2 separate regions of the Homo sapiens genome follow, and region 2 is linked to region 1. Evidence: chromatin loops called from intact Hi-C (ENCODE). Cell type or tissue: mammary epithelial cell. All regions are shown on one strand.

Region 1 (2,500 bases):
GAATTTGCAGGAAGGATTGAAGTTCTCATGCACAAATCCAGACCATCATTGAGACTGTCACTCAGGTACTTACACCCAACATACAGAGGGTATTTTGTCTCATACCTAGAACTAAGAAATGTGTGAAATTGTTAATCTCATACCTCGACCTTAATTCAGGTGTGTTTGTGACATACACCTTTTTTAAGCACCTAAGTAATTTGACTCTCCTGCCTGGGCCCAACGTACAGATGGGATTGTGCCATATTTCTGGACCCAGCATTTAGGTGATGTGAGTCTATTCTCTTGTCTTAGTGCTTTCCACAGAGAACACTGGACATATCACAGGGCCTAGTGCCCAGGTGATATGACTTTCCTCTACTTCCTAGGCTTTTCCTAAGAAGGGATTGTAATATATTGCTGGGTCAGAACCTAGGTCGTGTGACTCTCCTGTGCTGCCTGGTTCCTCTTGTACATTGTGTATTGTGACATGTGGCTTGTTCTAACACCTCGATGATGTGAATCTCCTGCATGGGCCCTGTCCACAGAGGTATTATAACATATCTTTTTATTCATCACCTAGATGATGTAACTCTTTTCTATCTGGGCCCTGCCAAAAGGGAGGATTGCGGCATATCACTGGACCCAGCATCTAGGTGATGTGATTCTCCTGTTTTCCCTGGGCCTCAAATATTTTGGATATTGTAAAATATTGCTAGGCCCACTACCTATGGGATTGCATGCTCCTGCCTGGGCTCTGCCCACAGGGACCTTGTGACATATATCTGCGTCCATGACCTAAAAGGTGACACTTCTTGCCTGCACTGTGCCCTGAACAGGAAATATTGTGACATATCCCTGGAACCAGACACCAGGTGATATGGCTCTTCTGCCCCTGTCTTGCCCCCAGGGAGCATTGTGACATAGTGCTTAGCTCAGCACCCAGGTGATGTGACTCTGTTGCCTGTGCTGTGCTTTCAGGAGAGAATTGTAACATATCCCTGGCTGAGCACCCAGGTGATATGACACTCCTGCTTGTTTCCTTCCCTCGGGGAAGATTGTGAGATACCTTGGCTGAAATCCCAGGTGATGTAACTCTCTTGCTAACTCCCTACCTACAGGTTAAATGGTGACATATACTATAGTCAGCTTATAAGTGGAATGATGACTCTCATACCTCTAGTCAGCTATTGGAAGAAATACTGTCTCTCATAGCTCGACTTAGATAAATGAGTCACTTCCTTGGTCTTCTCTTTTTATGAAGGTCATAAAGAATTGCCACACTCTAACATATTGTATAATGCCCTCGAGTGTTACAAACGTGTTATCCCAGGGCACACAGCACAAAGGTGAGATTGTTTCTTATATGCACACCTCACCAATTATTAGGATTATCACCCTCACACAGGGAAAGAGCCTATGGCTGAAGTCTTGAATCTCAAATGCAAACAGAATCTCAAATGCAAACACTGTCCACAGTTGGAATTGTGACTCATGTATGAGCCTCCAACCACAGTTGAGATGGTGACACATTTCTAAACTCAGAACATAGCAGATGAGGACTCTACTCTCTTAAACCCAACAAATTAAGAGAGATGTTGACTAATACCTGGGCTTAGGGCCACAAGTATGGTCATGGGTGCTTACAAACATGATTTTAGAGTAAATTGTGCCTCTCATTTATACTGGATAAAGCCTTTGAGTAGTATAGTGTACTAACCAGGCGCAGTGGCTCACGCCTGTAATCCCAGCACTTTGGGAGGCCGAGGTGGGTGAAACGAGGTCAGGAGTTCAAGACCAGCCTGACCAACATGTTGAAACCCCATCTCTACTAAAAAATACAAAAAATTAGCTGGGCATGGTGGTGGGCACCTGTAATCCCAGCTACTTGGGAGCCTGAGGCAGGAGAATTGCTTCAACCCGGGAGGTGGAGGTTGCATTGAATTGAGATCATGCCACTGTACTCCAGCCTGGGTGATAGTGCGAGACTCTGTCTCACCAAAAAAAAAAAAAAAAAAAAAAAAAAAGAGTGTACTAACAAGACCCAGCACACAGAGGAGATTTTCTCTTTTTCTTTTTCTTTTTTTCTTTTGAGATGAAGTCTTGCTCTGTCACCCCAGCTGGAGTGCAGTGGCGCGATCTCAGCTTACTGCAATCTCCACCTCCGGGTTCAAGTGATTCTCCTGCCTCAGCCTCCTGAGTATCTGGGATTACAGGCACATACCACCATGCCCGGCTAATTTTTGTACTTTTAGTAGAAACAGGGTTTCACCATGCTGGCCAGGATGGTCTCAATCTCCTGACCTCGTGATCCACCTGCATCAGCCTCCCAAAGTGCTGGGATTACAGGTGTGAGCCACTGCAGCCGGCCTGGAGATTTTCACTGTTATATGAACACCCATCAAAAAGTATACATCATCATATTCTCACATAAACACAGCCCACTTTTGAAGTTCTGGATCACACCTAGAGGAAGTCAAAGGTGGAAAAATTGACTCTTATATATGGATCCAGTCCATAG
Region 2 (2,500 bases), 530 kb before region 1:
GTGAGACTCTGCTCCAAAAAAAAAAAAAAAAAAAAAAAAAAAAAAGAGAGAGTCAAGACCATTTGGAGGTTGGGTCTAAGTACACAAATCACAATCTCAATGTGGATGGATTCCTGAATAAGAGCCTCAATCTCTCCTTCAGACTGGGTCTTCTCAGTAAAATCATAGCCTCAGAGTTGTGCTGAATCTTGGTCTGAATTACCAGCCCAGATGTGGACCAGATCCACATACGAGAGTCAATGTTGCAACTTTCCACTCCCTCCAGGGTTGAGATTCAGAACTTCAGAAGTAGGTTGTGTTTATCTAAAAGGATGGCGTAGTTACTGCTGACTGGTTTTGAGTACCAGTATCACAATGTCACCAGTGTGCTTGGTCATGTAAGGGCATTCAATGTATTACTGAGGGCTTTATTGCCAGGTGTGTCCCACAGATTCTGGTCTATGGATTAAATTAGTACTCAGACACAGGTATGCAGTGTAAGAGCAGCTAAGGGAATGCCAGGCTTTAGTAGCCAAAGTGCAGCCCTAAGAAGCTGGAGCCACTTGCTTTTTTCAGTGCAGGCACAATACCAAAAACCTGGAGCCAACACAAGCTGCAGGTAATTAACATTTATTGTTCCCCTTTCAGGGAATGTCACACACGCAAATGATCAAAGGTCAGTTCCTGATCAACATAAGTAAATAAGCCTGTTTAAGATAAATTCTTCCACACTCCCTTGTACCTACTGCTTGCTCTCTGCCTCAGGGTTATAGAACAGCTGCCTTCAGCTATTCTCCCCTGGAGCTCTGCAGGACCTTCCAACATTTCAGAAAATTTGCGTTCTTTCCCTATCCTTTTTCCACCACTCTGACCAATCTCCCACATCTCCCCTTTTTCTGTTTTTTTGCATCAGGTTTTGTTGATTGAAGCATACAGATCTGAGCAGCGACAGGTTTGACTGGTGCAATGGTTACAGTTTGTGTTCCAGCTTTGCACCCTAGAACCAGTAAATAACATAAGACAAACATGAGTATAATCAATATTATTCTTTTCCAATCAAGGATTGATATGTAATGTTACTTGGCACCTGAGTCCAATGTGTGCCATTACTGAGGGACCCCACCGGGGGTAAGTCAATACCTCCCAGCCAATTGGTCACGTTGTCAGAGGCTGAGAAGGGGGTACCTTCCCAAGTAAAATGCCGTAAGAAAGGCAGATCTAGAAGATGGGCCCAATAGTTTATAGCAGGTGTGGGTTGCAGGCAAAAAGAGAGAATAAGAAGAATCAGTATTCTATAAGAGTTGCAATGTGGAATAAAAAGCATAGCAAAGAACAAATTATATGGATTGAATGGTATCTGTGTCTGAAGCAGATTTGTTCAGCCTCCTGAGTTGTGTTCTTCAGCATTCCCCAGGTAATGTCTGGGGCCTGTGTCATCCAAGGAAGCCACATCATCCAGGGTTGTGGGTTCTGCATCGTCATTTCCTTTATTTCTGGTAGCAGGTTGGGCCCTAGTCATGCCGTGGTAAGGTTTGATGCATCATGCTGGAATCCAAAGAGGACCTAAGGGGCTGTGAACACAAGCATATCCCCTTTCCCACGTTAGCAAATCATTTGGACCACACCGTACATTACTATTTACACCTTTCCATAAAACTGAAGGCTTTCTATTTTGAGAGGTTTTTGCAAAGTGCTTATCTATGGCTCATTGAAATGTATCATCTAAATTTAAGAAATTAAGAGTAAATAAGGCTTGTGCTAGTAGTGTTGTAAGGTCCCTACTCATATTCACCCTTTTTTGATTTTAAGCGTATTCTTAAGGGTGGAATGGGCACGTTTCACTATGACCTAAGTTAAATGATTGATAAATTCAACAAATGGCTCCTGGGGCCCTTGTCATACATTTAGAAAAGATCACTGTTGAACTCCACCTTTGAGAATTTGGTCCCAGGCCCTGTGAGTGCACTGACTCTGTGCATAGGCTGGGGGAAAAATTTAATTGTTGTTGTACATTTACATAGGGACCCCTCCCCTGGAGTATAGCAGCTGTTATGTTTTGCCTGGCCAATTGATTCTGGTTAGCTTGTTGTTCTCATAACTCATCATGTTATGCCCTCCAGAGGAGGTATTGACTGGCCTCTGAAGTTGTTTTAGCTAGCACTAACCAGTCCCATGGGGTCATGTGGAAGTTATATGCTATGGCCTCAATTAATCCTTTCATAAATGGGCTAGTGGCTCCATTTTCTCTAATGCTCTTTCTTATTTCTTTATAAGTCTTGAAAGCAATGGGTTCATGTACATGATTGCCTTGTTGATCTTCCATCATCAGGCAAGCCAAGAGCTCCCCCTCTAATGCTGCTTGCCTAAGACAGGGTCCCATAACTGTAGTGTATCCCTTGTCTTTTTCTCAATTTACTGGGGGAGGGGCTCAGGGAAAATCTATGTCTCCTCTGTGGCACCTTCACTCGGTAATGGCGGGGCTGAGAGAGGAGGAGATAGTAAGGTAGGTGATGATTCTTCC

Evidence for each region. A loop is a pair of places that touch in the nucleus more often than their neighbours do. Peaks named below come from ENCODE experiments on the same cell type or tissue, not always from the same donor. Only the 100,000 strongest peaks of a DNase experiment are listed, where the experiment ranks them.
Region 2: a loop joins it to region 1, with 4 times the contacts of the local background. A loop is called at or near these places in 1 of 110 quality-filtered maps.

The regions. Positions count from the first base shown.
Region 1 is chr19:24,053,227-24,055,726 of GRCh38, forward strand. It overlaps a transcript of ZNF254 not described here. Among named protein-coding and RNA genes, the nearest start is that of ZNF254, 33 kb to the right of the region's middle. In mammary epithelial cell, no CTCF peak of the experiment used is centred here; DNase peaks (open chromatin) are centred at 1,095 and 1,465; H3K27ac peaks cover 2,004 bases.
Region 2 is chr19:23,525,038-23,527,537 of GRCh38, forward strand. LOC105372337 (a long non-coding RNA gene) reads right to left here. Exons shown (of 3, transcript XR_936485.3): 3 at 594-1,550. Among named protein-coding and RNA genes, the nearest start is that of LINC01224, 110 kb to the left of the region's middle. RefSeq lists an enhancer at 229-730. In mammary epithelial cell, no CTCF peak of the experiment used is centred here; a DNase peak (open chromatin) is centred at 1,464; H3K27ac peaks cover 1,221 bases.